2 separate regions of the Homo sapiens genome follow, and region 1 is linked to region 2. A link is a loop called in an ENCODE intact Hi-C map of the cell type or tissue named here. Cell type or tissue: A673. All regions are shown on one strand. Links, peaks and the distances in the headings refer to the core of each region. The heading gives the core; the rest is flanking DNA. Region 1 overlaps B3GALT1 (beta-1,3-galactosyltransferase 1). Region 2 overlaps XIRP2 (xin actin binding repeat containing 2).

Evidence for each region. A loop is a pair of places that touch in the nucleus more often than their neighbours do. Peaks named below come from ENCODE experiments on the same cell type or tissue, not always from the same donor. Only the 100,000 strongest peaks of a DNase experiment are listed, where the experiment ranks them.
Region 1: a loop joins it to region 2, with 8 times the contacts of the local background. A loop is called at or near these places in 5 of 110 quality-filtered maps.

Annotation. Positions count from the first base shown.
Region 1 is chr2:167,404,761-167,416,798 of GRCh38, forward strand. The region is part of intron 1 of B3GALT1 (beta-1,3-galactosyltransferase 1); the gene reads left to right. Among named protein-coding and RNA genes, the nearest start is that of B3GALT1, 120 kb to the left of the region's middle. RefSeq lists an enhancer at 1,218-1,771. In A673, for the core only: a CTCF peak has its summit at 6,822 (motif pointing left); a DNase peak (open chromatin) is centred at 2,041; H3K4me3 peaks cover 409 bases; H3K27ac peaks cover 66 bases.
Region 2 is chr2:167,259,360-167,271,397 of GRCh38, forward strand. It overlaps XIRP2 (xin actin binding repeat containing 2), which reads left to right. Exons shown (of 11, transcript NM_152381.6): 11 at 1-394. Among named protein-coding and RNA genes, the nearest start is that of B3GALT1, 28 kb to the right of the region's middle. In A673, for the core only: CTCF peaks have their summits at 5,211 (motif pointing right), 5,411 and 9,437 (motif pointing left); a DNase peak (open chromatin) is centred at 5,222.

The DNA of each region.
Region 1 (12,038 bases), core at 1,954-9,953, 150 kb after region 2:
TTAAATAAAGCACATCCTGGCATGAAAATGAATGAATGCCTCCTGGCACTCTGTGCGTGTATTCCTCAGAGTTTATGATAATTAGGATGCTTGTTTAATTGCTGTCCCTTTATTTCCACTGGGTTGTGGCAGCTAAAGGGCAGCTTTCAAACCATGTGTGTTACATACATAGGTAATTTATAAACTCATTTTGCTGTTACGAGCACAGGAAAAAATCCCGAATGTCAATAAGCCAATGTTTTAATTATTTTATCCCCACCATTACTGCTGATTGTACATTTGTTTTCGCTTCTCAGACAGGAAGGATGGGCCTTTGAGTTACTGCCCTTAAGGATTGACTCATTTGAGCCATGATGAGTAAGCATCATATTGCTACAATAGTTTTTACATAATAAGAATTCTTGAGATTTCTAATAGGTATAGCCAGTTTATAAATGCTATTATTTAAGTATCTATAAGTATAAAGTAGCTGTCAATCACATCAGGAGCAAATATTTAATTCTATATCAGTAGTAGTAAATAATTACTATCATTTAAAAGGACTATGTTTTAATAATACTTTTAATAATCCTAAATGTGTCCAATTTATTAAATTAAGAATGTTTAAAGGATATTGAACTTCCATGTGTTGTTAATATTAACTATAACAGTGCAATAATTATTTTCCAAATGCTATTCTTCTTATAGAAATCTTTCCTTATTATAATGAACTCAGTTTCCTGGAGTGTTATTAGGTCAGAAAAGCTCAGAAATTGAGGTGATATTATTTCTTATAAGGAGATCATTTGCAAGTTTATGTTAAAGAAAATAAGAGATCAAGATAAAGAATATCTCACTGTCTTTGTTACATGTTCAGACAAAGGGTTTTCTTTGTGTATATATATATTTGAAGCTATGGAATGAATTACTCATTAGATTCCTTATGCCTTCCCTTTTCATGTGAAATGTAAAATTTTAAATATAGTACATGGTTTTATTTAATCCCATTTATCTTAAAACTTACTTTGCTTTTGGCTGTGATTTAAATTGAATTTCCCCGTAGAGAATCATGAAATAAACAAATCCAACTATTATCCAGAGAAGCTCAAAAAAGTCATAGAGAATTATATACTCTAAGGACTCAAATAGAGTTATATTCAACAAATACTATTGAATAAATGAAGTATGTAAACATGATAGATGGGTAAATAGAAGAAAATAAAAGACCAGAGAGAAATATTAGAAAATAAAGCAGCTGTTGTGTAAGGATAGATGGTATTTGGGGAAATTTTTTTTTTAAGTTTTAACATAATTGAAATATTTTAAAGTAATCATTTAAAATGGGCACCCAGTGCAATTTCTTGGTAAGTTGAAAAAACAAGTGTTTTGACCCTACTTTATACCATATGCAAAAAGCAATTCCATAGAGATTGTAGAAATAAATGTGAAGGGCAAAACAATAAAGCTTTTAAAAAGAAATTATAGGGGAAACTTTTCATGACATGGGGTTATTTTTAATCAGAATATAAAAAGCACTAGACTTCTGGTTCCAAAATGGCAGTATAGAAGCAAGCTTCATTCACTCCCCACCACAGAAATCCAGAAACAAATATAGAGCACCAGAATTTTTCACCAGCAACAACCCAGAACTCAAATATGGGATGAAACAATTCCTGGAGCCACAGAAAAGTGGAGAAACTCCAAGCAGATAGTAAAAGAATCCAGACTCCCACATCCACAATGCCCCTCCCCCAAATTCTTCCCAGCGCCAAGCACACAGGAAATCTCCCCTCAATTCACAGTTTATGTACTTGAAAAAGTGAGATTGAGATGGTCAGCCGGCTTCCCCACCTTCTTGGGTTCCCAGCAGGAGACTTGTCCTTGCTTTAACCCACAGGAATCATCATGACTGAGTGAAGGAAGAAATATCCCTGCGGACAGGCAGAGACAAAGGAGGGGGCAGGACTGACATTCCCAGCCATGGAAACTCTGTGACTCAACCAAAGGAGACACCAAATCAGACTCAGCAACACCATGCTGTCGGATGGTACATTCCACAGATACAGATCCCCTGGGGATGGACACCAACTCAGCCTTCCGATCCTGCTGGGATAATCCCTTTGAGACCTCCCCATTCAGGACTGACAGTACTTCAGTAATTTACTAGTGCTGAGGTGAAACTGGGCTTATAGTGCCAACCAGAGCTGAAAAGGAAAACATTGGAGTTTAAACGACATACCCTATCTAATAGGCCAAACTGGCATTTATGGAACATTTCAACCCACTGCCACAGAATACATGTTATTTTCATTAGCAAATGGAACATTCTTGAGAACAGACCATATCTTAGACTACAGAACAAATCTGAATGAATTTTAAAAAATAGAAATCATATCAAGCATCTTTTCTGAACACAGTAGAACAAAACTAGAAATCAATAACAAGAGAAACCTCAGAAAATACACAAACACATGGAAATAAAACAACATACTCCTAAACAACCAGTGGGTCAATGAAGAACTCAAGAAGGAAATTAAAAAATTATTGAAACAAATGAAAATGGAAATACAACATACTAAAATCGATTGGATACAGCAAAGCAGCACTAAGAGCGAAGTTGATAGCAATAAATGCCTATATCAAAAAAGTAAAAAGACTTTAAATAAACAACCTAAGAATGCATCTCAAGGAACTAGAAAAGCAAGAACAAGCCCAGCCTATAATTAGTAGTAGGAAAGAAATAATAAAAATCAGAGCAGAAATAAATGAAATTAAGACAATACAATATAGAATATGAACAAAAAAAAGTTGTTTTATTGAAAAGGTAAAAAAAAAAATCAACAAACCTTTAGCTATGCTAAGGACAAAAGAGAGAAGACCCAAATAAATAAAATCAAAAATGAAAAAGGAGACGTAACAACTGAGACATCAGAAATACAAAGAATCATTAGACACTATTATGAACAATTATACTCCAACAAACTTGGAAACCTAGAAGTAATGCATATATTCCTGGACACATATCACTTACCAAGATTAAAACACAAAGAAACCTCAAAAAACCAATAACAAGTAACAAGATTTAAGCCATAATGTAAAGATTCTCATTAAAGAAAAGCCCAGGACCTGATTACTTCACTCCTGAATTCTACCAAACACTTAAAGAAAAACTAATGCCAATCCTACTCAAACTCTTCAAAAAAATTAAAGGTGAGGCAATACTTTAAAACTCATTTTATGAGGCCAGCATTACCCTGATAACAAAAGCAGGCAAAGACACACACACACACACACACACACACACACACACACACACACACACACACACACACAGACACACAAAACTACAGGCCAATATCACTGGTGAACGTAGACACAAAATCTTCAACAAAATGCTAGCAAACTAAACTCAACACATTAGAAAGATTATTCATCATAACAAAGAGGGATTCATCCAGGGATGCAAGGATGGTTCAAAATACACAAATCAATAAATGCAATATATCACATTAACAGAATCAGAAAAACCTTATGATTATTTGAATAGATGCTGAAAAAGCATTTGATAAAATTCAGCATCCCTTATTACAAAAAGCCTCATCAAAATGGGTATTGAAGGAACATACCTCAAAATAATAAGGGCCATATGTGACAAACCCACTGCTAACATCATACTGAACAGGAAAGTATTGAAGACCTCTCCTCAAAGGAGATGAACAGGACAAGGATGCCCAGTTTCACTATTTTTATTGAACATACTACTGGAACTGCTGGCCAGAGCAATTAGTCAAGATAAAGAAATGAAGGATATCCAAATTGGAAAGGAAGTTAAACCTAGAAAAACCCACCTAAAGACTGCAACATAAAAAACTGTTAGAACTAATAAATGGATTTAGTAAAGATACAGGATACAAAATTAACATACAAAAATCAGTAACACTTATATATGGCCAACAGCAAACAATCAGAAAAAAATCGAGAAACCAAGCCCATTTCCAATAGCTACAAAAATATGAAATACCTAGAAACCAATCTAACCAAAGAAGTGAAGATGTATACAAAAAAAAAAAAAAACAAAAGACAAACAAAAAAAAAACACTGTGCAGCTCTGTTTAAAGAAATTGAAGAAGACACACACACAAAATGGAAAGATATTGCATGTTCATGGGTTGGAAGAATTAATATTGTGAAAATGGGCAATACCAGCCAAAGCAATTTACAGATTCAGTGCATTCTCTATCCAAATACCAATGACATTATTTACAGAAATAGAAAAAGAAACTCCTAAAATTTATCTGGAAGCACAAAAGATCCAAAAGAGCCAAAACAATCTTGAGCAAAAAGACTAAATCTAGAGACATCCCCATACTTCAGTTTGTTTTAGGTAAATATAAAACTGCTCTTTGTAGGTAACCTGACCTTTCTCTCTGGCTGTTCTTAACATGTTTTCCTTCATTTCAACCTTGGAGAATCTGACAATTATGTGTCTTGGGGTTGCTCTTCTCAAGTACTATCTTACTGGTGTTCTCTATATTTCCTGAATTTGAATGTTGGCCTGTCTTGCTAGGTTGGGGAAGTTCTCCTGGATAATGTTCTGAAGTGTGTTTTCCAACTTGATTCTATTCTCCCTGTCACTTTCAGGTACGCCAATTAATCATAGGTTTGGTCTTTTAACATAGTCCCATATTTCTTGGAGGCTTTGTTCATTCATTTTCATTCTTGTTTCTCTAATCTTGTCTTCGCACCATATTTCAGTAAGTTGATCTTCAAATTCTGATATCCTTTCTTCTGCTTGATTGATTTGGCTGTTGATACTTGTGTATGCTTCACTAATTTCTTGTGCTGTGTTTTTCAGCTCCATCAGGTCAGTTAGGTTCTTCTCTAAGCTGGTTATTCTAGTTAGCAGTTCCTGTAACCTTTTATCAAGGTTCTTAGCTTCCTTGCATTGGGTTAGAACATGCCCCTTTAGCACAGAGTTGTTTGTTGAGATACCATCTCATGCCAGTTAGAATGGCGATCATTAAAAGTCAGGAAACAACAGATGCTGGCGAAGGTGTGGAGAAATAGGAACGCTTCTACACTCTTGGTGGGAGTGTAAATTAGTTCAACCATTGTGGAAGACAGTGTGGCGATTTCTCAAGGATCTAGAACCAGAAATACCATTTGACCCAGCAATCCCGTTACTGGGTATATACCCAAAGGATGATAAATCATTCTACCATAAAGACATATGCACATGTATATTTATTGCAGCACTATTTACAATAGCAAAGACTTGGAACCATCCCAAATGCCCATCAATGATAGACTGGATGAAGAAAATGTGGCACATATACACATGGAATACTATGCAGCCATAACAAAGAATGAGTTCATGTCCTTTGCAGGGACATGGATGAACCTGGAAACCATCATTCTCAGCAAACTAACACAGGAACAGGAAACCAAACACCCATTCTTCTCACTCATAAGTGGGAGTTGTGGCCGGGTGCGGTGGCTCACACGTGTAATCCCAGCACTTTGGGAGGCCGAGGTGAGTGGATCACGAGGTCAAGAGATCAAGACCATGGTGAAATCCCATCTCTACTAAAAATACAAAAAATGAGACAGGCGCAGTGGCAGACGCCTGTAGTCACAGCTACTCGGGAGGCTGAGGCAAGAGAATGGTGTGAACCTGGGAGGCGGAGCTTGCAGTGAGCCGAGATCGCGCCACTGCACTCCAGCCTGGGCGACAGAGCGAGACTCCATCTCAAAAAAAAAAAAAAAAAAAAAAGTGGGAGTTCAACAATGAGAACACATGGACACAACACAGGGAGAGGAATATCACACACTGGGGCCTGTCAGGGGCTGGGGGGCAAGTGGAGGGAGAGCATTAGGACAAATACCTAATGCATACGGGCTTAAAACCTAGATGATGGGTTGATGGGTGCAGCAAACCACCATGGCACATATATACCTATGTAACAAGCCTGCATATTCTGCACGTGTATCCCAGAACTTAAAGTAAAAAAATAAAATAAAATAAATAGCTCCAAAAGCACAGAACTATGAGGCTTTTTGGCAAAGGGGCATGCAAATTATACTCCCCCAAAATGTCCTTGTATAATTGTGGTTCTTATACAGGTCATTAAGATTGACCTTGTGTAAGTGTCACTTATGACCTCTTAGGTCATAAAATGAGGTTCTTAATAGACCTAACAGAAAATGTTGATGCTATACAAATGTATTTTACCTTAAGAAAAAGGAGCATATATCAAATAATTTTATAAAGATACCCATACAAAATAAAGTTTGAATCAAAAAATGTATATAAACCTGCTCTAAAAATGTCTACACAAGTGTTACAAAAAAAAAAAGTTGATTGAGGAAACATTCCAGAACATTGGTCTAAACAAAGATTTTATGGAGAAGACCTCAAAAAAATTACAGGGAACCAGAGCAAAAATAGACAAATGGGATTACATCAAGCTAAAAATCTTCTGTATAACAACAACAACAACAACAACAACAACAAAAATCAACAAAGTGAAAAGACCACTTACAGAATGGGAGAAAATATTTGTAAACTATCCATCTGAGAAGGCATTAATAACCAGAATATGTAAGAAGCTCAAACAACTCAATAGCAAACAAAAAACCAAAAAAAAAAAAAAAAAAAAACCACACAAATAATTTGAGTTTAAAATTGGCAAAAGATCTGAACAGGCATTTCTCAAAATAAGACAGACAAATGGCCAATAGGTATATGAAAAAATGTTCAACATCATTAATCCTGAAATATCATCTCACCCCAGTTAAGACTGCTTGTATCAATAGACAGGCAATGACATCTGCTGGTGAGGTTGTAGAAAAGGGGAACCCTCATACACTGTTGGTGGGAATGTAAATTAGTACAGCTACTATCAACTGTATGGATGTTCCTCAAAAAGTTAAAAATAGAACTACCATATTATCCAGCAATCACAGTACTAGGCATATATCTAAAAGAAAGGAAATTAGTATATCAAAGAAATACCTGCACTTCCATGTTTATTGTAGCACTATTCACTGAAATATGGAATCAACCTAAGTGCTCATCAATAGATGAATGGATAAAGAAAATGTATATATACAGAATGGAATGTTATGCAGCCATAAAACAAATGAAATACTGTCATTTGCAGCAACATGGATGGAACTGGAGGCCATTATATTAAACGAAATAAATTAGGTACAGAAAGACAAATATTGCATGTTCTCACTCGTGTAGGAGCTAAAGTGTGGAGCTCATGAAGACAGAGTGGAATGGTGGTTACCAGAGGTCAGGAAGGGTAGGGTGTGGGGATGAAGGAGAAAAAAGGAATATAAATGTATTTATTACCACAAAAAGGTAATTAAATGGCACGGTAGAACAAATAAATAAGTAAAACATTAACCATAACAACTAAATACCTATATATTTTGAATAAAATGAATCACAATGTCTCTTTTCATCAAAAAGTCATTAAACGTGAAGAAAAGTAATAAAGAAGTAAATCGAGTTATATCATAATAACAAATTTCTATTCATCACATGACATCAAGTAGTAAAAAAGTCTAGCCAGAGAATGGAGAACATACATGCAAAACCTTTATCAAGCAAAGGACTCTCATATCTAGAATACATGAAGAATGTTCACAAATTGATAATCAAATGCAGACAATCAAATAGAGAAATGAGCAAAAGTCTGGAACAAGCATTTTGCAAAAGAGGATATACAAATAACAAATAAAAATATGACAATATATTCAACTTCATTATATAAAGAAGACTTGAATCTACAACATACCATACCAAATGACTAAGATGAAAAAGAAAGAACTTGTAAGTGTTGACAAGGATGTGAAGCCACTGAAACTTTCATTCATTGATAATGAGAGTATAAGTTGGTACAACCACTTTGGAAAACTGCTTAGAATTATTTACTAAAGTTGAACATATTGTATATTCCGTATGACCCAGAAATTACACACCTATTATAGAGACAAAATAAATGTGTACATCTCTTCATCAAATGGCATGTATAAGCATATTCATGGAATCACTAGAACTGGAAATAGCTATAAACAACTGAAATGTCTACAAATATGTTGTGGTATATTCTCATATTTGAGTACCTTACAAAAATGAAAAGAAATGGGAAATGAAATAAGACACAAACTTAATGGATCTCACCAGCACAATGTTGAACAAAAGACATTATACACAAGAATACATATTGTAATTCCATCTATTGTGATAGAAATCAGAATATCTCTTGCTGAGGGATAACGTCTAGAAGAGTAGCAGAAAGGGGCTTCTGGGATTCTGATAATATTCTATGTCTTGTTTGGATGACTGGTTACAATAATTTATTCACTTTGTGAACGTTAATTGGGTGTACAATGATTGTGTACTTGTATAGATTGTCCTGCAATAAAGCTGACAAGGAGAGAGATGGGGGGATAGAAAAAAATGGAGAACATAAGACATTATATTGATCCTTTAGATTGTACTGAGGCTATTTAATTGACCTAATATATGACCAGTTTTGTAAATGTTTATGTGTACTTAAACAGATTGTGTATTCTGCTTTGAGAGACGAAATTTCATTTATGTCTCATGATTTAAACATAACAGTGGTTGTTAAGTTATATTTTCGAGGTTTTCTTATATCACTGTATATTTTTTCTGCATGATCTATATTTTCAGAAGAGGGTATGATAAAATCCTCAATCCAATTTTTAAATTCATAAATTACTTCCTCCTATTTTGTCAGTTAATCCTATATATTTTGAAGCTGTATTGTTGAATGCATATGTATTTATAATGAATGCATTCTGTTCATCTACTGTTCATTTTTAAAGTGTATGGCATTTTTATCTCCCATTCTTTGCTTTAAATTTTATGTTTTCAAGTGTCAATATTACTACAGATTTCTTCAGGTTTATTTTCACCTGATATATCCTTTTTCATTATATTAATATCATAGTTTCCATGTCTTTTGGTTTATGTCGTTTACATATATTGTAATTGCTGTTTTATTAGGTTTTTTTCCTGTATTTTTAAGTTTCTATACTATCATTTTGCCTCAGTGTGATTAATTTTTTCTTTCTTGGAATACTTAAAGTTTTTTCTTCTTGGTTTAAAAGGAATACATTCTAATTTCACATGTTATGGTAGTTACCATATACTAAAGAGCTATGTTGAGTTTATTTACTGCAATTGATATATTTAATATATCAGTATTGTAAAGGAAAGCAGATATGTTTCCTTTCTCTATTAGGTTCATGGCTAAGGCCCCATAACAAAAGACAGATTAAAAAGACAAAAGTATACAGATTTATTTAATGCAAGTTTTACATGACATGGGGGGCCTTAATAAGGAAATGGAGACCCAGAGAAAGAAGTAAACCTGTGTATTTTTTATGCTTAGGTTTGATGAAGACTAGACAGCTGTGCAGAAGTATGAATGGAAAACCCTGAATACTATTAGTGTCTTTACTTCCTAAGAGAATACAGCAAGAGGAATGAATATTAACTTTGAATCAGGAAAACTTGTGTTTTTATCTTGACTTGGCAGTTGACTGACTATGTAATTCTGGCCAAGTGACTCTGAGATGTAAAAATTTCTATTTTGGTAATTAGTTCTAATTTATAAGGTGCAAGAAACCAATTAGGTTATAATGTTCACTTTATGGAAGTCATTTTTGTTCACTATGTGTTACATTACTGCTAAAGTACCACATAATTAACCATTTGTTCCCTTCTTGGTTCAGTGCTTTTTATAAGATCCACAATAAATTAACAGTGCTAAATCCTGTATTTCAATGCAGAAAAGTAAAGTGAACTTTCTCCAGAAAAGCCATTTATAGGAACTGTGGAATCCTAAAGAGATGAGTTATATTAAAGACACATTACATTTGAAATGAATGCATACTCAATCTTATGAACCTAGGGTAATGCCCACTGTAAACACTGTTGGAAACCTTCAATCAACAACTCTTTGATGCCACTAATAAGTTTGCAGTAATATGGATTCATTCAAATTTGCTTCCATCTTTTATCAGTATTTCACAAATATTGTGAAATATTAACAATCTCAGTAGCCGTAGGTATGATGTTTATGAGCTATATTCCCCTAACCCATGGCCCAAACTTCTGCTTTAATTCTTTAACAGATATTTTTCAAACTTAATGTACGTTAATGCTTTTCAAGTGAGAAGGAAATTCACATTTACTGAGTGTTTATTAGATGTCTTACATGCATTATCTCATTTAATTTTGTAGCAACTCGAATGAGATAGATATGTTATACCTCCTTTGCAAATAAGAAACTGCATCTCAGAGTGTGCTATGATTTGAATGTTTGTCCCCTCCAAAACTCATGTTGAAACTTAATCCCCATTGTGGCAGTACTGACAAGTGGGGCCTTGAAGAAGTCATTGGGTCCTGAAAGTGCTGCCTTCATGAATGGATTAATGGGTTACCATTGAAGTGGGACTGGTGGCTTTATAAGAAGAGGAAGAGAGACCTGAGCTAGCCTACCCAGCTCCCTCATTATATGATACCCTGAGCCATCTCAGGTCTCTGCAGGAAATCCCCACAAGTAAGAAGGCCCTCCCTGATGTGGCCCCTTGACCTTGTACTTCTTAGCTTCTATAACTGGGAGAAGTAAATTTCTTTTATTCATAAATTACCCAGTTTCAAATATTCTTTTATAAATGATGGAAAATGAGCCAAGAAAATTGGTACTGAGAAGTGGCATGTTGCTGATAATAAATACGTAAAAATGCAGAAGCAGCTTTGGAACTGGGTAATGGGCTGCAGCTACAGGAGTTTGAAGGAGCAGGCTAGAAAACACTTATATTGAGGGGAGGGCTTAGAAGATAAGAATACTAGGAAATGTTTGTAACTCCTTAGAGATTGGTTAACTAGTTGTGACCAGAATACTGATAGAAATAGGGACAGCAAAGAACGTTCTGATGAGATTTCAGATAGAACTGAGGAACAAGGTATTGGAAACTGGAGAAAAGTCCATCCTTGTTGTAAACTGGCAAAGAACTTGGCTGCATTGTGTCTGTGCCTTAGTTAGGGCTTTATGGATTGTAGAATTTAAGAGCAATGAATTAGGATATCTGATGGAACAAATACCTAAGCAGCAAACCATTCAGGCTGCTGCATGACTACTTTTAACCACTTACATTAAGCTGTGAGTTTAAAAAAAAATGACTTAAAGATGGAATTTATAATGAAAAGAGAAGCAAAAAAAAAGATTTGGAAAACTCTCGGCCTGGCCATGTAAGAAGTGAAAAAGCTTGTTCAAGAGAGGAAACCAAGTAAGTGGCTGAGCAACTTTTGCTAAGATTAGTAGAGAGAAGGAACCATCAAGGTGGTAGAAGAAGACCCTGGAAGCATTTCTGAGATCTTTGAGGCTCTCTCTTCCATCACAGGCCCAGAGGCTTAGGAGGACAGAGTGGCTTTGGGGACAGACTCAGGCCTGCTGCCCAGGGTTACCTCAGGTCTCTGCTCCCTTCATTCCAACATAGTCCTCCTCAGCCACCCCAGCTGTGGCTCAAGTGGCCTCAGACACTGAGCAGCTCACTGCTTAAGAAGATACAAGTCGTCAACCTTAGTGGCATCCATGTGCAAATTCTGTAGGCTTGCAGAAAGAAAGAGTTGTGAAGGGTTGGCAGCATTCACCCAAATGTCAAAGGATGCTGCAGAAAGCCTGGGGGCTCAGGCAGAGACTTGTCACAGGGGCAAGGCCCCCAATAAAGGGCTCCAACTAGAGCAATGCTGAGTGGAAATGCGGGGTTAGAGTTGCCACAGAGAGTCTCCACTAGGGCAATGCTGAGTGGAGCCATGGAAGCACCACTGGGACTCCAGAGCTGTAGAGTCACCAGTAGCAAGCAACATCTGCCTGGGAAAGCTTTAGACACTGGATTTCTACCTGTATGAGCTACCATGTGACTAGCATGCAGCAAAGCCATAGAGATGGGGCTACCTGAAGCCTTGGGTCCCAATTCATGCCCCAAGATAACCAGAAGGTGGAACATGA
Region 2 (12,038 bases), core at 1,551-9,550:
GTAAAATATCTATGGCCACTGACAGTCCACACTTAGGCACTGAGAGATATTGATGTTCTGAAATAAGATTTTATGAATTTGGATACCCTTTTGAGGAACTTGATGTAAACATGGTGTTCAGAAATCTCGTGTCTATCTCAATGGGATATTTCTTGTATTACACCTTGTCATTTTTTTCACAATTTATTTACATCTACTTTTGTTTGAACTGGAATGAAGAGATGAAACACTATGGATATGTTTTCCATTCAAATGGCACTTTAGCATATTGTTCTGTTTTCCTGTAAAACATCATGGGTGTGATTTTTATACTGCTGCTGCTTGTCACAATTATTATAACTTCTCTGTAATTTCCTCTGAAATAAAATTGAATCACCTGAGGTGCAAACCAAAATACTTCTGTAACTTTTTTTGATATATACTGTCATTCTAAGTACATATACTCCTTGTGACTTGGGAAGTATTTGTCTTGAGGCAAGTATTTACCACCCACACTAAAATAATGCTGGAAAAAATAAAATACTAAACTGAAGGCACAGTATTATTAGAAAGTGTAACATTTTCATTTTCTCTTTTACTCTACATTTTAAAGATACGAGGGTTATTGTTCTTGAAATAATTACCTATATTAAATTATCATAGAATGTGTCTATAAACATTTGACGAAAAATGTTGATTTTCCTCCAGAATAATGTGAAGTCCATACTCAGAAATTAACTAGAAAGGTTTTAGACATTACTTAAATAAATTATTCACATTGCATTTGTATTGCTTGCTCTGTGTAATGGATAAGTATAACAATCATATCACTACAGTTTGTCAGGTTTTCTTCTTATCATATTTGATGAATATTAAGTTTTTCTGTTATGAAAACATATTCCTCTAAAATTTGGCTTCTAAATTTTCTACTGCCTTTGTTCTTCCTCAAATAAATTTTATGATTCTGAAAAAAAATGAACATAAATAAGTGGCTTTGCATAAATTTGTAGTGTACATATATGAAACAGGACTTATCCCATATTCTCCTACGTAAACACAAACTATTGACATTCTATAAATATAAAACCAAAATGCAATCTTGGAAACTATTTCTTTTCAGAAAGACTAACAAATTCCCTCTTGCTAGTATGTTCTTAATAGATATCTAAGACCTACATTGCATTAGTTCCCTAGGGCTTACATAATTAAATATCACAGACTGGGTAGCTTAAACAACAAAAAATATATTTTCTCACAGTTCAGAAAGGTGGAAGTACAGGGTCAAGTTGAAGATAGGCTTGGTTTCTCCTGAGGCCTCTCTCCTTGGCTTGCCAATAGTCACCTTGTTGAGGTCCACACATAGTCTTCCCTCTGAGCACTCACACTCCTAGTGTCTCTTTCTCTTCTTATAAGAGTACCAGTCCTTTTGGACTAGGAACCACTCATTGGACTTCATTTAACCTTACTTGCCTTTTTAATGGATGTATTTCCAAATATAGTCATATTGGGGTTTAGGGCTTCAACATATGAGCTTTGTGGGAACACAGTTCAGTTCATAACAAACACATACTTTTACCCGATTAAATGAAATACTATGAAAGTCTAGCAAGAAAATGGCCAGAGCTACAGAAGTAAATTTTTTGTTTAAACTGAATTACTGCACTTTACCCTTCAAATATTCTGAATGACACAGCATTATTTCTATAATCATTTATAGTAAGATAACACAATAGTTTTCATGCAGAAAGAAATAATTCGTGAAAACTCATGACATAGTATTACTGTATAGTTTCTTAGTGTCAGTGATCCTTTTAAAGAATGTGACTCTTGCTTTACAAAGGTCCTCTTGTTGGACTCTTCCTACTGAATCTTGGTAGCCTAGTCCCCTCTTCAATTATGGTAAAATTTAAGATTAAAAGTAGCTGCTGTGCACACCAGGGAGAACAATGAAAATAATGATTGTTCTGATTTTTCATTTAATCAACAAGCAATTTTGTGCCCTCATCTTTTTTTAAAAAAAATTTTTAGGTACATAGTAGGTATGTATATATGTATGCAGTACATGAAATGTTTTGATACAGGCATGCAATGCGAAATAAATACATCACAAAAAATGGCGTATCCATCCCCTCAAGTATTTATCCATTGAGTTTCAAATAATCCAATTATACTCCTTAAATTATTTTAAAATGTACAGTTAAGTTATTATTGACTATAGTCACCCTGTTGTACTATCAAATAGTAGGTCTTATTCATTTTTTCTAATTTTTCATACCCATTAACCATCCCCCCTTCCTGCTACTACCCTTCCCAGCCTCTGGTAACTATCTTCTACTCTCTATGTCAATGAGTTCAATTGTTTGATTTTTAGATCCCACAAATAAGTGAGAACATGTGATGTTTTTCTTTCTGTGCCTGGCTTATTTTACTTAACATAATGACCTCCAGTTCCATCCATGTTGTTGCAAATGACTGGATATCATGCTTTTATATGGCTAAATAGTACTCCATTGTGTATATGTAACATATTTTCTTTCAAGAAAACATTTTTAAAAAATTTTTAATCAGAAAGAGGCATTGTATTATGATTATTGGCTGCATCACCTTTCTTGAATGACATGTAGGAGTTTACAAATTCAAATATGCAAATACAATTTTATTTAGTAATGGTTTCGCTCTAATTATAACAAAATCTTCCAGCTAAATAGCAAGCTTTAGGATCTAAAATGTAGCTAAACACACAAATCAAAAATTCAGTGAAGTTTTCTTATTGTTGCAGTCAGTGTATTATTTTTCTAAAGCTGTCATAAGTAAGTACCACAGACTGAGTGACCAAACAGAAATTTATTTTCTCACAATTCTGCAAGTCGGAAAAATCTGATATCAAGGTGTTGGCCAGCTTGGTTTCTTCTGAGGCCTCTCTACTTGGCTTGTAGATAGTCATCTTCTTTCTGTGTCTTCCATGGCCTTCCTCTATATGTGTCTATGTTCCAATTTCTTATAATGTTCCAACTCATATTGGAGTAGGGCCCAGCCTCATGACCTCATTTTACTTTAATTACTTCTTGAAAGACCCTATCTCCTTAAAGAGCTGAATTCTGAGATGCTGTGGCTTAGGATTTCACCATATGAATTTGCGGGGAACACAATTCAGCCCATAACTGGTAGTAACCATGTTTAATCTTTAGGGTTTTTTAAAAAATACATGGCTATTAATGTTATGTAACAACTTCCCATAATCTTTTCTTGGGATTTACGTCACAGAACTATGTAATATATGATTTGTGTTGTAAAAATTAATATTTCCATAAACAAAATTATGTTATAAAGGAATGAAGATGGATCCATGATTGACCAAAAGCTGTTCCACAGGAGGCTGTGTGATGGCAGAGCATAGCATATAAGGGGTTTTGCATTATTTATTCAAGACTAGACCTTCCAATGAATCTTGTAAAAATGTTCTATTTCCCATAAAATTGTGCTGAATTGTCTTTTTTGCAGCTTCCACACAATCAATCCTTGCAACAGATTTGGGGCTCTGGGCAACACATTCTTTGGATTGGGACAATAGTTTTCTCACAGCAACACATTCTTTGGATTGGGACAATGGTTTTCTCAAATTACAATAAAACTGACAAATGCAAACTTACCACCCACTCCCTAATGCACAACCATTTTACGCATCGGGAATATTTTCTCCCAAGCTAACAATTTTCTATAAACATCTCTAGAATAATTTCTAAAGACATATTAATTTTTCAAGAAACTGAAAAATAGAAAAACAATACTTTCTCTGCTGTGTTTTGATAGTTACTGACTACTGGTTACTATCCAATTGGGAAATGGAAAATTTTTTCATTGCCAAGAAAAAGAACTTACAGAAAGATAATCACAGATGTTAAAGTAAAAGAGAAGTGCAATACATTTTTTTCTTCCTGGAAATGTTACTGAGAACTGAGAGTGACTTCTAAATCTAATGTAAAAGTTTTGAATTCTGAAGGTATTAATGATAATACGAAATCTTACGGTAAAAAAATCAAATGTAATGGAGATCAGAAATAGGCAGCAGATACAATATTTATATTCAAAATAAGAGCCATGAGAACATGTGAGAAGTGCTGAAGAGTACTAAGCCTCAACCCTCTAGAAATCAACTTTAATAGAAGACATGAAACATTTTTTGGTAAATATTGTCTAAAAATGATTTAACCTCAATAATGATGGAGTCCTTTAAAAGTCTAATTTAAGCTACCTGACATTTACTGTGGATGTTTTTCCCAAAAGATATTATGAGAAATTTTAAAACTTTATATATTTGTATGCAAATGAAGTGGCAGAGGGAAGATAACGTAGAATATCTACAGTGTGGTCATTTTCCTCGACGTAGTACCGATTTATAGAAAATAAAATGGATGGAAAATGGATAGAAAGGCTGACAAATAAATACTATGGCATCACCCAGTCAACAGCCATTCCACAAGCATTTATGGGACCATTTGAATGCACTGGAAGAGTGATTAAGAAAACAATAGATAAATTATGGTATCTTTTGTGTAAAGCTCTCAGACAAGGAAGAGACATTCAAAACATAAAGTGAAATAACTCAGTACAGTTAATGCTTATGAATGTAGGAAATCCAAGAAAATGGATAGCCACCGAGTCCTGTTAAATTGGAAGACAGCAGAATAATAGTAAACAGGTGGAAAAGTGTTTTGGGTTTAAATAATCAGTCTTCACTTTGTCATAATTTACTTAGTTGTAATTATGTGATTGTGGATTCTATGATACACAATCAAGATTCCTCTTCAGGAATGATTTACTGCCACATATGATCAAAGCGCTGGCCCCAGAAGGGTATTAATTATCAGCTCCCTGCCAGGATTGCTTTAGCTAAAATAACTGACTTTCCAAGGTGGACTATTTTCGTTTTTTGTCAATGGAAGGACAACTCAGCACAACTCTTAAGGCTCACTGTCACTCCAGCTCAGAACTCCCTATAGAATTGGCTGAGGGTGCATCTCAGGTCAGCTTCTGCCAAATCATGCTTCTTTCCCTTCCCTTTCTTTCCCTTGATACCAAGAGCATGCTCTAATAAACCTCCTACACATTAATCTCTGGCTCAGAATCTACTTCTTGGAGAACCCAACCTGGACTAACTGGTATTAGGAGTGGCCCAAAAAGCAAAGACTTGAATGGTATCTTGGAGCTGAATTCTTTTCTGCCTGGCTGGCAATGGGCACAAGGTGGCAGTGCGATTGTTAAAATTCTCAGCAGTGGTACACTAGCATGACTTTACTGGGTGAAGCAAATGCCTAGCTGGTACCATGTATCAAATATCTGAGACATGCAGGGAAAATAGCGATTACGAAGAAAGTGGAACTCGGAAGTCGTTGCTAAATGCTGAGAAAAAAGTTAACAAAAAGATGAATAATTAAATCAACAATTAAAAGTAAGAGTGGCTGAGCTCCATGGAAAGTTAAACTCCCTAACACAGTCAGGGACTTTTTTGGGAAAAAATGGGATTTTGAACATGGATGGTTGTATGTTGGTTGATACAACCAAAAATATTAAAATAGCAGATTCCTCTGAACCTACAGAAGTGGCCTATTCCTCTCTTTATTATTATTATCGTTGTTGTTGTTGTTGTACTGCAGCATTATCACCTACACTTTTACTTAAAGATGCTAAAGATGCATCCCCCCCAAATCAACTGGGTAGTTCTGCTGGTCTTTGTGGGCCTCACACAAGCATCAGCACATCTGCTGGGAACTGTGTTCTAGGCTCTGCTTGGTTGGGGCACATTACCTGGGACAGCTCTACCCTAGGTAATTTCATCATCCTCCTGTGACCTGCAAGTTACTCTGAGCATGCTCTTTTCATGGCAATGGAAGAAGTAAAGGAGAAGAGCAGTGACACACTAGGCTCAGAACTGGCACACAGTTTACTGCTGTCTCATTCTAATAGCCAAAGCAAGCCTTATACTCGAAGAAACAAAGTGAGACAGCACTGCCAATGTGTGTGAATGCAGGGAGTCGTAAAGAATTGAGGCCATCAGGGCAGTATACATCATAATTATTTAAAATCAATGTGTTTTATTACAATACTAGTTCAATATACAGTTAACTTTTTGTCTGTTTCACGATGTGGCTGGGTTGTGCTGTAGGATAGAATTTCACATAGGTGCGGCCCATGTTAAAAGGCAGATAAATCCCACCTAGGAAGAGACCAGTAAATGATTCAAAGTTGCTGAAAACAGATAACATGCACACCAAGTTCAGGTGCTAGAGTATTTACTTACAGCAAGACAGAGAGAGTACACAAGATTCAGGCCCTTGCAATGTTAAGGCTAGTAGGTCCATTTTGAAGATGACAGTGGCCCTTTGGCTGCGTGCACCCCACTTCTTGCTGCAGTAGATGGATCCAAACCCTTTTCCTGCAGTGTCCGAAATACAGGATTTGGGGGAAGAGGAGGAATGTGCTGAAGGGACACAGATAAACACATAACTAAGCAGTTCTGAGAAAGGTTTTCATGTGTCAGATATAGAGGGAACGGGGATGTACTGGCTGAGCTGTTTGCATGCAATTAAAAGCACGAGTTAGCCAGCACATCCTGTACCTAAGACTCTTTGGAAACACAGTAGAGCTGTTGGGCTATACTTGGACACTTCCCTCACATTATCATATCAACTTAATATCACTTCTAATAAATGAAAACTTAAAAGGCTCAAAGACGCAATAATTGGTAATGACCACTACTGTATTCACCATCTTTTTTGCTGCATGTTTTGTAAAATGGTGACAGATTTTTATTTACTAGTCTTCAAGGTAGTCCAATAACCCCTGTTAAATCATTTCCTTCAGGAGGAGGGCAGACTGGTTAAAGAATACTTCTGGTGAAAACACCTTTCTACGTTGTTATTTGTCCATATAGAAGTTTCCTTAAACAAAAATTAACCTAAAAGACAATTCCAAAATAATTCATTATTTTCTGAACTCTATCTAACCTAAAATATTTATTGCTCAATAAAAGCTTCAATGGCTTTTAATTGAGATGATATATAAAACATAATTAACACTAGAAATATCTAAGAACAAATAATGAAAAAAATTAGTAAATGCCATTCCCTAGCTCATTAGCTGATTTCTTTTCAATCTTAATCCCTGAATTTAATATTGTGTGTGTGTGTGTTTGTATGTGTGAATGTGAGCATGTATGTGTTCAATAATGTCCAAATTATAAAACCATCGATATTAACAATTTTCAATGCTGTCCAGCCTGTTTTTAGCAAGCCAACATGTTCAATCTTCATGCTATCAAAATCACCAATTCTGAATACACATTTGTTATAAATTAAAAACCTTAGTTGGATAAATATATATCATCAAGTGAGTAATGTTTATGTTACCAGTTGCCGTTCAGATTATTCAGTTTACTCCTCTCAACTATGTTAATACCTGCATTGATTTGTTGTTGTTAATGTAGTCATTGTGCTTATAAGCAAATGTACATCCGTTAACATAATTTCCTATAACCACACTATAGTTGTTCAAAACATTTTACTAACCTCTGTTATCAACTATACTATTCCTAGCAATTTTATTCACATCCAAGGCTTCAATTATCTCTTTAATACCAGTAGCTCCTACATGTATATTACCTTCTGGGAGCTCTGTTCTGAACTCTAGAATCATATAGACAACTGCCTACTTGATAGTTTCTTATGGCTATTTCAAACGAACCTTAAGTCCAACAAGTCCTGATCAGAGTGTCACCCACCTCTAACCTCAAATTTGGGTCTCTGTGAGCATTTTCTTAGACAATCTAGTTGCTAAAACCAGAAAACCAAAAGTCATATTTTATACCCTAATTTCTTTCATTTATTTACAACTTAAATCTTGTACCAAACCCAGTTGATTTTTACTAAACATCTCTGACTCTCACTTTTCCTTCCTAGCACATAGTACATTTGTAATTACACATGGTCTTGCAAATTATTTGATTAATACCAGTGACATCCCCTTACCCCCGATACGGTTTGGCTCTGTGTCCCCACCAAAATCTCATCTTGTAGCTCCCATAATTCCCACGGGTTGTGGGAGGGATGCAGTGGGAGAAAATTGAATCATGGGGTCGGGTCTTTCCTGTGCTGTTCTCATGACAGTGAATAAGTCTCACGAGATCTGATGGTTTTAAAAAGGGGAGTTTCCCTGCACAAGCACTCTTCTCTTGTCTGCCATCCATGTGAGAGGTGCCTTTCACCTCTTGCCATGATTGTGAGGCCTCCCCAGCCACGTGGAACTGTAAGTCCAATAAACCTCTTTATTTTGTAAATTGTCCAGTCTCGTGTATGTCTTTATCGGCAGGGTGAAAATGGACTAATACAGTAAATTGGTACCAGTAGAGTGGGGCACTGCAGAAAAGATACCCGAAAAGGTGGAAGCAACTTTGGAACTGGGTACCAGGCAGAGGTTGGAACAGTTTGGAGGGCTCAGAAGAAGACAGGAAAATGTGGGAAAGTTTGCAACTTCCTAGAGACTTATCGAATGACTTTGACCAAAATGCTGATAATGATATGGGCAATGAAATCCAGGCTGAGGTGGTCTCAGATGGAGATGAGGAACTTGTTGGGAACTACAGCAAAGGTGACTCTTGCTATGAGTCACCTTTTTGGCAAAGAGACTGACGGCATTTTACCCCTGCCCTAGAGATTTGTGGAACCTTGAATTTTGAGAGAGATGATTTAGGGTATCTGGTGGAAGAAATTTCTAAGCAGCAAAGTGTTTGAGATTTGACTTGGGTGCTCTTAAAAGCCTTCAGTTTTATTCATTTACCAAGATATGGTTTAGAATTGAAACTTATGTTTAAAAGGGAAGCAGAGCATAAAAGTTCAGAAAATTTGCAGCCTGACAATGTGATAGAAAAGAAAACCCCATTTTCTGAGGAGAAATTCAAGCCGGCTGCAGAAATTTGCATAAGTAATGAGGAGCCAAATGTTAATCCCCAAGACAATGGAGATAATGTCTCCAGGTATGTCAGAGGCCTTTCAAGCAGCCCCTCCTATCACAGGCCCAGAGGCCTAGGAGGAAAAAATGGTTTCATGGGCAGGGGCCAGCATCCCCCTGCTGAATGCAGCCAAGGGACTTGGTGTCCTGCATCCCAGCTGCTCCAGCCCTGACTGGAAGGGGCCAAAGTACAGCTCAGGCTGTGTCTCCAGAGGGTGCAAGCCCCAAGCCTTGGCAGCTTCCACGTGGTGTTGAGCCTGAGAGTGCACAGAAGTCATGAATTTGGGTTTGGGAACCTCCACCTAGATTTCAGAGGATGTATGGAAATGCCTGGATGTCCAGGCAGAAGTTTGTTGAAGGGGCAGGGGTCTCATGGAGAACCTCTGCTAGAGCAATGTAGAAGGGAAATGTGAGGTGGGAGCCCCCTCACAGAGTCCCTACTGGAGCACCACCTAGTGGAGCTGTGAGAAAAGGGCCACCATCCTCCAGACTGTAGAAGGGTAGATCTACTGACAGCTTGCACTGTGTTCCTGGAAAAGCCACAGACACTCTATATCAGCCCATGAATACAGCCAGGAGGGAGGCTGTTCTCTGCTGAGCCACAAGGGTAGAGCTGTCCAAGACCAAGGGAACCCACCTCTTGCATCAGTGTGACCCGGATGCAAGACATGGAGTCAAAGGAGATCATTCTGGAGCTTTATGATTTGACTGCTCTGCTGGATCTCGGACTTGCATGGGGCTTGCAGCCCCTTTGTTTTGGCCGATTTCTCCCATTTAGAATGGCTGTATTTACCCAATTCCTGTTCCCCCTTTGTTATCTAGGAAGTAACTGACTTGCTTTTGAATTTACAGGATCATAGGTGGAAGGGATTTGCCTTGTCTCAGATGAGACATTGGAATGTGGACTTTTGAGTTAATGCTGAAATGAGTTAAGACTTTGGGGGACTGTTGGGAAGGTTTTGAAATGTGAAGACATGAGATTTGGGAGGGGTGGGGAGTGGAATGATACTGTTTGGCTCTGTGTCTTCACTGAAATCTCATCTTGCAGCTCCCATAATTCTCATTTCTTGTGGATGAGACCTGCTGGGAGATGACTGAATCATGTGGTTGGGTCTTTCATGTGCTGTTCTCATGATCGTGAATAAGTCTCAGGAGATCCGATGGTTTTTAAAAGGGGAGTTTCCCTGACCATGCACTCTTCTCTTGTCTGCCACCATGTGAGATGTGCCTTTCACCTTTTGCCATGATCGTGAAGCCTCCCCAGCAACATGGAACTGCAAGTCCAATATACCTTTCTTTTGTACATTGCCCAGTCTCAGGTATGTCTTTATCAGCAACATGAAAACAGAATAATAAACTCCCATACTAAATAGAAGCTTTACAAAGACAGTGACTGGGTCTAATTTTACTCTCCAAATTTCCCCAATTATTAGCAAAAAGTTTGGCATGTGGTAGGCATTTGATAAATTTTGTTGGAAGAGTCAATCAACCTATAAATCTAAAACTTGAAACACAATACACACTGTCTTAGAGTAACATATGGAAATGGGTAAGAATATCTTCTGGATTTTTTTTAGATTACTGTATATGCAAAGTGGCACACAGACCATGCTGATATGTCTAAGCAATAACTCCAAGAGAACTAACTGCAGTTCTACTCCCAGATTGCATATCTAGATGCTAATGGCATCCTTGGGCTGATTTCTAGAAGAAAGGCTGAATGTGTAGATTTCATTATTACAAATAAGGATAGGCAGATTTTACAGAAAAATATGTTTATTATCATAAAATTGCCAAAACAAATTCATTAATTAAGAATAGACAAATTTATATATATATAATATACACATCTATGAAATTTGTATTAATCCCCAAATAAATTCATTAATTTAGAATAGACAAATTCATATATGTATTATATACACATATATACACACATCTATGAAATTTGTATTAATATTCATTACAATATCCTTTAAAGTATACATTTCCCACATATTGGAAGTTAAGACTTTCTGCACATTAAGTTGTATATACAGCACATTTAAGATGGATAGTCAAAGGTTGCAATGATGGTAAGTTTTTATTTAGAGATCACATTTCAAAAGATGTACCTGTATATAAATAAAATGGTGTTATAGATAGAATTTTAAAGTATAAGAACTTCTTTCAATTTTTTAAAATATAAGAGCCTATATGGTAACAACTGTATTTTTAGTGGCTATAGAAGTTTATATAATTATAGTTTATATCACATGGTAACATGACTTATGTCACTGAATCTTCACAACAACACTACATTGTAGGTAAACCTTTACGTCAGTCAAAATATGAGGAGACTGAGGCTTAGATGGTTTAAGTATTTAACCCAAGGTAACCCAGTAAATTATACATAGAAGAGATGTTACTATCTCTAGTTTATATTCAAGAAAAACAAGATTCAGAGATATTGAGTTGTCTGAGATCAAATGTATAATAAGTACTGAGACACAACAAAGACCTGAAAAACAGCTATTGTTTGAAGTTCCATAGTCTTTCCTCCAATTAAGCAACCTCTGTGGAAAACAGTGTAATTTTCTGTCATGCATTTAATTTTTATTCACAGGCTTTATTTGTATGCTCTTGCATTTGTAATTGCATATAGTTGTGCTATATACATATGCATATATTTCACTTATGGATATATGTATATATATGTGTGTTTGTATACATGTAAATGTATTTACATGAATGTCCTAGAACTGTATGAAACATCCAATGCTTAATCAAAGTCTTATTCATAATTTGGCTGAAAAATGTCATAATTTATATGTTTTTGGACACATGTAAAGGCAATATATTTAGAAATGTAGCATATTGATAATTTTAATGAATTTAGAAAACCCACAAAGCCCATAAGTTTGATAATACCCTTAACAACAATTAAAAATGGGGAAAAACAGGTCTGGATACATGTCCATAAATGAGTAGTATGTATTCAGCTTCGCTGTGTTCCAAGCTCACAGCAAGGACAAACAATATAGGCCTTGATCTCACTTAGTCCTCACAAATATCGC